Regions from separate parts of the Homo sapiens genome. Here region 1 is linked to region 2. The links are chromatin loops, found by intact Hi-C in ENCODE. Cell type or tissue: heart left ventricle. All regions are shown on one strand.

The links. Hi-C counts contacts between places; a loop is a spot of excess contacts. Peaks named below come from ENCODE experiments on the same cell type or tissue, not always from the same donor. Only the 100,000 strongest peaks of a DNase experiment are listed, where the experiment ranks them.
Region 1: a loop joins it to region 2, with 9 times the contacts of the local background. A loop is called at or near these places in 47 of 110 quality-filtered maps.

What each region holds. Positions count from the first base shown.
Region 1 is chr12:130,390,283-130,395,282 of GRCh38, reverse strand. It overlaps a transcript of PIWIL1 not described here. Among named protein-coding and RNA genes, the nearest start is that of PIWIL1, 55 kb to the right of the region's middle. RefSeq lists enhancers at 1,834-3,033, 2,621-3,121, 3,122-3,622. In heart left ventricle, no CTCF peak of the experiment used is centred here; no DNase peak of the experiment used is centred here; H3K27me3 peaks cover 757 bases.
Region 2 is chr12:130,753,130-130,758,129 of GRCh38, reverse strand. LOC105370080 (a long non-coding RNA gene) reads right to left here and starts at 1,163. Exons shown (of 5, transcript XR_002957439.2): 1 at 13-1,163. In heart left ventricle, no CTCF peak of the experiment used is centred here; a DNase peak (open chromatin) is centred at 2,746.

The DNA.
Region 1 (5,000 bases), 360 kb after region 2:
TTTTGCTTTTGTTTTATGACCGAAAATTGTACCAAACAAGTTAGGAAGCTCTCCATTACCAGTGTGAGTGTAATTTTCTGTCTTCACAGGTTAGTCTAAAAGTGGAAGCCCAAACTGTACAGAGTACTCAAAGAACAGAAACCATTTCCTCTTGCAGTTAAATGGCTCCAACCCTTCCTCCCGCTGCTTCTAAGGAAGTGGCTGCAGCCCTGACCCATGAGCGCCTCCCCACATTACCATCCATTTGCCTCTGCTGCTCCCCCTCCCCTGCCAAATAAAACAAGTGATTCTTTCGATTCAGAATGACCCTCCCATTCTCATCCTGACCTGTAAAGGCACAATTTTCATTGAACAACAAACAACTATACCTAAATTCTTAATTTCATTTTCTGTTATGACTTTCCTATGTATATTCAAAATGAGAAACTTTTGCCAAATTTCGTTTTGCAGTTACTTCTCATGCACATAAACATTTTTCTATCCTCTCGCTAACACTTTTCAAATAAACTATTTGCTTAAACTAGAACACAAAACTCCTGTGTTCCACCAAGTGAGCTTTACTGTATTTTCTTATTCTTGAAAATTATTTAAAGCTGCACTCAGAAAAAAAAAAAAAAATGCAAAAATCCCCAACCTTCCAGAAATTTCTACGGTACTTTTTTCTGTGGCCCCGAGGTAGAGGCAGTCTGGCAGTGACGAACTGGGTTCTTGGGAAAAGTTCTGCTAAATAAAGCTTGTTTGCAGGTATATTGGAAGCTTTTGGGAAAAGAAAGAAAACTACATTGAAAGCCTCATTCATATTAAAAGAAAAAAGATATACTTCTAAACATTTTTAATTTTGAAAAGAAAACCGTTTTATGTGAAGTGCTCTTTCATATGGGTAAAGAAAAAATACCTAGCTATCCCCTGGCTGGCTCCGTGCACCTCCGCGTGCAAGCTCACTGTTGCAGTCGGACTCCAGGCCCTTGTGCTGCCAGCTGGCGCAGCCCCTTCCTGCAGCCCCTCTCATCACAGAGAACTGATGCCTGGGACTACCAAACAGTATATGGAGCTTATGGTAGAACAACAATAACCAAAGTCTCTAAAAAAGAGGATGAATCAAGTGTCAAAGTGAAATTAAGAATACGAAAGAAATCCGACCCTATGTGGAAATACTCCATGGAGCAGGAGGAGCTATGCAGAGAGAGTGCCGAGAAGGCCCAGGTACAGGCTTTCCACCCACATGCATGGTAGGGGCCTTCTCTACCTTTAGAACCTTACCCCAAAGACGTCAATAAGGAATCCGTAAAATACATACAGCAAACACAAAATGCCCAACTTCACTAGCTGAAGAAATAAAAACTAATAATGCAAAATTTTTCTGCTCCAAAGTTACCCAAAAGCCAAACATGAAACCGCTGATATTGGGGAGGATGGGAGCTCCTGCCGTGGGGGCTGCAGTCTCTATCGTGTGTCTTACGCACTTGGCCAAGTGACTTTCTAAAGCCTTGAACGTGTGTGTTTATGTCCTTTAACTGAATCTCATTTCTAGGAATCCAACTGAAAAGAGATATCTAGGCAAGGATTTAAGAACTAAGAAATGTATCACATTATTATAATAGTGAAAAGTGGTAAATTCACAAAAAAATCCAATACCGGTCTAGTGAAATCATAGCTATTCATCACAGGATTCAACATTCACCAGGTAACTGACACACACACGTGAGGATGGTGACTGGGTCATCACAACATTCAGTATTCACCAGAACTGATGCACCCACGTGATGACGGTGACTGGGTCATCACCACATTCAGTATTCACCAGGTAACTGACGGACACGTGATGACAGTGACCGGGTCATCACAACATTCAGTATTCACCAGGTAACTGACGCACCCACGTGATGACGGTGACTGGGTCATCACAACATTCAATATGCACCAGGTAACTGACGGACACACGTGATGATGGTGACCGGGTCATCACAACATTCAATATTCACCAGGTAACTGACGCACACATGTGATGACGGTGACCGGGTCATCACAACATTCAATACTCACCAGGTAACTGACAGACACACATGATGACGGTGACCGGGTCATCACAACATTCAATACTCACCAGGTAACTGACGGACACACGTGATGATGGTGACCGGGTCATCACAACATTCAATATTCACCAGGTAACTGACGGACACACGTGATGACGGTGACTGGGTCATCACAACATTCAATATGCACCAGGTAACTGACGGACACACGTGATGACGGTGACCGGGTCATCACAACATTCAATACTCACCAGGTAACTGACGCACACACGTGATGACGGTGACTGGGTCATCACAACATTCAATACTCACCAGGTAACTGACAGACACGTGATGACGGTGACCGGGTCATCACAACATTCAATACTCACCAGGTAACTGACGGACACACGTGATGACGGTGACCGGGTCATCACAACATTCAATACTCACCAGGTAACTGACGGACACACGTGATGACGGTGACTGGGTCCTCACAACATTCAATATTCACCAGGTAACTGACGGACACACGTGATGACGGTGACCGGGTCATCACAACATTCAATATTCACCAGGTAACTGACAGACACGTGATGACGGTGACCGGGTCATCACAACATTCAATATTCACCAGGTAACTGACAGACACGTGATGACGGTGACCGGGTCCTCACAACATTCAATATTCACCAGGTAACTGACAGACACACGTGATGATGGTGACTGGGTCATCACAATATTCAATATTCAACAGGTAACTGACGGACACGTGATGACGGTGACCGGGTCATCACAACATTCAATATTCACCAGGTAACTGACAGACACGTGATGACGGTGACCGGGTCCTCACAACATTCAATATTCACCAGGTAACTGACGGACACATGTGATGACGGTGACCGGGTCATCACAACATTCAATATTCACCAGGTAACTGACGGACACATGATGACGGTGACCGGGTCATCACAACGTTCAATATTCACCAGGTAACTGACGGACACGTGATGACGGTGACCGGGTCATCACAACGTTCAATATTCACTGGGTAACTGATGCATCCACGTGATGACGGTGACCGGGTCATCACAACATTCAATATTCACCAGGTAACTGACGGACACGTGATGACGGTGACCGGGTCATCACAACGTTCAATATTCACTGGGTAACTGATGCATCCACGTGATGACGGTGACCGGGTCATCACAACATTCAATATTCACCAGGTAACTGACGCACACACGTGATGACGGTGACTGGGTCATCACAACATTCAGTATTCACCAGGTAACTGATGGACACACGTGATGACAGTGACCGGGTCATCACATTGAATATTCACCAGGTCACTGACGCACGCATGTGAGGACGGTGACTAGGGGGAAAGGCTCTCGTGGTCACAGGCCCTTATCAGGAGCAGCATCTCTGTTAAGGTTCAAGGACCCCTTACGCATGCCCCCATGGGTGTCGCAGGTGGCCTGTCTGCATCCTCACCCCTCTCTGGCCCTTCTCCATTTTCTCTGACACTCAGACCCTCTCTGCTGGCTTGGCCTCATCTACCACAGCTGGTGTCTGCCTCCAGCCTCCCTACCATTCTGCTGGGGTCTTTGCCTCCAGCCTCGTGACCATTCCGCACTTCACAATCCCTATTCCATTTAGTTACCAGAAGAAGAAGACACATGTAAGTAACCATACAAATTGAAAATAATAAAGCTTTTTTCTAGTCCCTTCTTAAAAGACTTCTCTGGGGATAGAGTAGGAGGAAAAGGGACGGGGGAGGAAAGGGTTAAACAACAATGCTGCCTTCTGATAGCATTTGATGAGCAGTCACCAAAACAGCTGCCTCTAATTTTCCAATAAAATCCTTGTAGAGATGGCTGGACTTGCGTCAGATTTGGGGCGTAATCTCCACACACTGTGAGGGAAAAGGAGAGAGAGCACGGCCCCAGCGAGAATTTCCAGCGCTGTCTCACCCGCGTTGTTCCTGAAGACATTGTTTCCGAAGCGGAGACGGTGAGAAGGCAGGCGGCCTCACCTTGGCGAGAAGCCGGGGCTCAGCAGCCCTTCCTCTTCCTCAGGCCCATGTGCTGCTGGTTGTCCCTCATCCAAATCAGCAACTCCTGAGGAACTTAGTAGGAAGCAGGGAGAGAACAGTGAGACGCCCACAGCCATTCTAGGGACACAGCCCTGGAGTGCGATCCACACGACAGAAGAGGGGAAAGAGGGCGAGGGCCCCGGGGACAGCACCTGCTGGGACTCTGATTTTCCATATGTGCCAGTGCACAGAGAACTATGTGGGGAAGGCAGGAGGCTTCAAAGCAGTGAGACAGGGACCAGGTAAGTTGTGCAGGCACCGGTCCTGGAGAAGAAGCTGCCCAGCAGGTGAGAGACAACGACCAGGCCAAGCCAGCCCACCGTCTAGCCCAGTGATGGGTGGGCCGCATACAGCCCTCACCTGTTTGAGAGGAGAGAAAGAAAACAACAAAAAGAAAGGGTGAAAGGGAGGGAGGGGAAGAGGAGCAGAAAGAGAGGGAACAAACCAAACAAGGTCTATGACAAATGACTTCAGAGTAAGGGGTAGGAAACAAGACATGAGATCCTTGAGTCAGAGACAGAAGATGTGGTCAGAAGCAAAAAGAGTATAACTGGTACCCATTGCCCAAGCTCTAATTCCAAAGGAGCAAAGTGAACGGGACCAGTGATGCCACACACACACAGGTGGCTGAATTGGAGCAGGGGAAACCTGGGCTGAGGGACCCCGGAGTCCTTTATAATGGGCAGTAACCTTGTCTGACTTTTGCCCTGAAGCAAGATATTATTTTTATGACGCTGGCCTGTAAGCATGCCTGCCCTCTGCTCTGAAGGGAGACACCATCTCTACCTTCTGGGGCAGTCTGCTGTACAAACAACCTCACAAACATCATCTGGACAAAGGTAGTCAGTACTGCTTCTCACCAGACAGGTAGAAACACAAGA
Region 2 (5,000 bases):
CCATATCCATACCTCTCTCTATATCAATATCCATATCCATATTCATCCATTCCCGTGCTTATGTCCACTTCCATATCCACGCATGTCCTGTTACTCTGCTTCCCTGGGGACCCCTGGCTGAAACAGGAGGCTTCTATTGAACTCACTGGATGTGGCAAATTAAGAAAGGTTTCTCTTGTTCTGGGGTCTTAGGTGACCCCTGCTGGTCCCCTCTGTTGGTGATTTCCTTGACCCTGGGGTGCTGCCCTCTCTGCAGCGTCAGCCTCTACTGGTTCTTGAAGAGAAGCAGCAGGCCAGCCCCATCCCTCTGGATTTATATGTGGGGGCAGATCTCTCGGTCATGGGTCTCTCAGGTGCTAGCACCACAGCATGGAGTTATCTGAGTTGTCATCTCAGAGCAGGAACTCATCACCAAGGAGAGAGTGCCAAGCCATGCATGAGGAATCCACTGCCATGATCCAACACCTCCCATCAGGCCCCACCTCCAACACTGGGGACCACATTTCAACATGAGATTTGGAGGGGACACACATCCAAACCACATCACCACACAGTTGTGGTGATAAGATATAAAATCTATCATGGCAAAGGCAAAAAATAAAAAGAAATGAAGTTGAGTTTAACAATCAGTGGTAAGTGGCAGTTATAACCACTGTGTCTTCTGTCTCATAGTGGAACACCGAGGCATGGGGCAGCTTCCCATCACCTTACCTTTGATGATGGTACCTCTTAGCTTTCTTCTTGGGGCCTCCGTCTCTCCATTTGTAAGCAGAATATTGGATTTGCTAGTTCCTGCGGTCCTCCCAGAGTGACATGCTAGGCTGCTGACTGGAATTGCGGAGGGGCCAGAGCAGACCGCCCCTAGAAGGGTCCGCCCAAGTAGGAAATGACAGCCTCCCTGCCTTGTCATCTCCTCCTCCAGAGTGGACGTATGGAGACTTCACTGCACATGTGGGGATTGTGCTTGTTGACCTCGTAGTTCCCTCTGAAGAGGGCATTTGGGTCTCAATAGAGGCCCAGTTGCTGCCCAGGGAAATAAGAAATTCTATAACATCCACAGCTTATGTGGCCTTAAAAACTCAAAGAAGAGCTGGGTGCGGTGGCTCACTCCTGTAATCCCAGCACTTTGGGAGGCCAAGATGGGCGGATCACAAGGTCAAGAGATTGAGACCAGCCTGACCAACATGGTGAAACCCCATCTCTACTAAAAGTACAAAAATTAGCTGAGCGTGGTGGTGGATGCCTGTAGTCCCAGCTACTCAGGAGGCTGAGGCAGGAGAATTGCTTGAACCCGGAAGGCAGAGGTTGCAGTGAGCTGAGATCGCGTGACTGCACTCCAGCCTGGCAACAGAGCAAGACTCCATCTCAAAAACAAAAACAAAAACAAAAACAAAAACAACCAAAAAAAAACACACAAAGAAACAAAACCAAAAACAAAGACAAAAGAAACCCCCAAAAAACTCAAGTCCATATGTTTAAATATTTGACAACCATTGCCCTTTTGGGGGATTCGAAGGGAGCAGGAGGTCTTCAGGGCTGCTGAGGCGGAATTGGCACCATTCACTCAAAGCTTATTGCTTTCTGAGCTCTTGTCTGTTAAATGTCCCTGGACAGTCCTAGCCAATGAAACTCACCTTAGTTTGCTTCAATTTTCCTGTCTCTGTTCATTCATGACCAAATGAACTATTTTGGGGAGAGAGAAATTGCCATTCCTGGTGAATAACAAGTTAGTAGATCATTGGAGGCCAATTCAAGGCCTGTTAGGAGCAAATCCAGCCTTTGCAAGGATTATTTCAAAACCTGGCATTTCCGTCGAAAAATCAAACTGGGCTTGCTGTTGACCTGACCATGTGTGTTGAGACCACAGTCCTCCATCTTACTTGGGTCATGTTGACTCATACATCGGTAGTTTGGAACCCACTTTGTCCATGGAAATGGTGGTGTTGGTGGAAAATAAAGCATGGACAATTAAAAACAAAACTTCTGAAGTTACTGTCTGATTTTTTTTTTTTTTTTTTTTTTTGAGATGGAGTCTTGCTCTGTCGCCCAGGCTGGAGTGCCGTGGCGCGATCTCGGCTCACTGCCAGCTCCACCTCCCGGGTTCACGCCATTTTACCGCCTCAGCCTCCGGAGTAGCTGGGACTACAGGCGCCCACCACCATATCCGGCTAATTTTTAAAACATTTTTTTTTTGTATTTTTAGTAGAGACAGGGTTTCACCATGTTAGCCATGATGGTCTCCATCTCCCAACCTCGTGATCCGCCTGTCTTGGCCTCCCAAAGTGCTGGGATTACAGGCGTGAGACACTGTGCCTGGCCTGCTGTCTGATTTTTAATTTACCTTTGAGCCAACTTTTAAAATCAGTCTCCCTAATAAATGAGGGGGGTTGAGGGGTGAAAAGGAGGAAGACATCCCAGCAGCAGGCTAGGTGCCAGAAGGAAGCTGTCCTGGGGTTAAATGCTGGCCAAGGCTATTACTGAAATGGGTAACTCACATTCAGATGATGGAATCTGGCTGCATTTAGTGAGCTCTTGCATGTGTATATTTTTATGCCATATACTGCACTTCCTTAAACTCAAGGTATTTGATGCACTTCACGTAGTGGTTCTCAGCAGGGAGGCTGCAGCTAGACTGCTGTCATTTAAATACAGTGTCTGCCACTCACTAGCTGTGTGGCCTAGCACTGGGCTTGGGGTGAGGGGAGTGAGGTGCCAGGGGCAGTGCACGTGCAGGCAGACCCCTGAGCAGGGTGCCTTCTTAAATTCCCGGCCCCAGGCGCTTCACTTGCCTCGTCACAGTCCCAGCCCTGGAGTGACCCGGAGCCTTGTTTAGCTCTATACCTCAGTCTCTTCATCTGTGAAAGGGGGGTGACTGTGACACCCACCCCATAGTGTTCCAATGTTGGGGATAGCTGAATTAAAAGGCTGGAGGTATTTAGGATGGCTCCTGGCACACGGCAGGCGCTGGGCGAGCATCAGCTGTCACTCAACACACACAGAGGCTGCTTTCTCAAGGGCAGGAAGCAGGGGACCTTGAAGCTTTTCCTTCTGGTGGTTCTGGAGTTTCCATGCATGTGCTACTTGGAAGCCACTGACTTTCAACATCAAGCTCCTGCTGCACCCATTTTCTGGGGCTGGCCTGGTGCTTGGGAGCCTCATTCTTGCCTTGCCAGGGTCTGCCTGCTGGACTGGCCACTGGTAGGCTAGAGGAGGCTGCAAGGATGAGTGGAAGGGAGGACCTGTTGCCCTGCTTCCCTCTGGTTCCTGCTTTACTTCCTGTTCCTGCCTCATTTCCTGCTCCTGCTTTCCTTTCTGTTCCTGCCTCACTTCCTGCTTCTGCTTTACTTCCTATTCCTGCCTCTTTCTGGCTCCTGCTTTACTTCCTTTTCCCCCTTTAGTTTCTGCTCCTGCTTTACTTCCTGTTCCTGTTGTGCTTGCTGCTCTGCTTTCCTTTCCTGCTTTACTTCCTGCTCCTTTGCTTCCTGCTCCTGCCTCACTTCCTGTTCATTCACTTCCTGCTTCTGGTTTACTTCCTGTTCCTGCCTCACTTCCTGCTCATTTGGTTCCTGCTTCTGCTGCTTGTTCCTGCCTCACTTCCTGCTCCTGCTTTACTTCCTGCTCCTTTGCTTCCTGTTCCTGCTTCACTTCTGATTCCTACTTTGCTTCCTGCTTCTGCTTGGCTTCCAGTCTCGCCCTTCAGCTCCCACTCCTCATCCTGCTCCTGCCACTGCTGCCCCACAGCATGACTTCCTGTTGGTGGCAGGTGGGCTTGACCTTAGGACTTTAGCACCCAGAATGGGGAAATAGGCAGGAGAAAGGGGTCTCCTAGAAAGGCGGAAGGCGGGGACTCTGTGGCTGTGGGAATGTGGGGATGCCAGGAGCCTCCTACCCTGCTGGTGGGAGTGAAAAATGGTGCAGCCACTTTGGAAAACTATTTGGCAGCTTCTTAAAGAGTTCAACAGAGTCTTACCATGTGACCCAGCAGTTCTCCTCCTAAGTATTAAACTAGGAGAATGAAAAACCTACCTTCACACAAAGGCTTTCTACAGATGTTCCTCATAGCATTATTCCTAATTACTATAGAAACTTCAAACGGCCTGGATGGCCATCCGCAGGTGCCCACCTGAGCAAGTGTGGCCCATGCGCCCTGGGACTCACTGCCCCGCTGTCAGAGAGTATGCGCTGCAGCTTCACGCCACAGCAGGCATGGCCTCCGAAATAGTGCCTGACATGGAAGAAGCCAGATGACACTGCAAGACTTCATGGATAGGAAATTTCTGGGAGAGGCAAAACGGTAGAGACAAAAAGTAGATCCGTGGTTCCCTGAGGATGCGGGTGGGGATTGACTGCCAGGGGTACAGTGAAGCTTTCTGGACTGATGTGGCTGCCTTAGAACTGGATTTTGGTGATGGTTGCTTAATTATACGTTTACTAAAAGCCATCCAATGCCATCTTTACCATGGGTCAACTGTATATTCATTATAATCCTATAAAGCTGCTTTTAATAAAATCATTGTCCAAATATTTAAGGTGGTGGATATCCCAGTTACACTGATTTGATCTTTATAAATGATATGAATAAAATGATCACATGAACCCCCCACATATGTACACCTGCTATGTATCAGTTAAAAAAAAAAAACAGTGCCTGGCCAACATGGTGAAACCCCGTCTCTACTAAAAATACAAAAAATTAGCCGGGTGTGGTGGCACACGCCTGTAATCCCAGCTATTTGGGAGGCTGAGGCAGGAGAATTGCTTGAACCCAGGAGCTGTAGGTTGCAGTGAGCCGAGAATGCACCACTGCACTCCAGCCTAGGGGTCAGAGCAAGACTACCTCTCAAAGAAAAAAACAAAAAAACAAATAAAAAGCAGTGATTGTCCCCTTCTCCGTGCAGGACTTGGGACCGGGACCTGCCCTCTCACGGGCGTTTGGGGTGTTCTGTGTTCGCTCCTGCAGGCCTGCGGAGCATGGGGTGAGCAGCAGAGAGCGCTCTGCC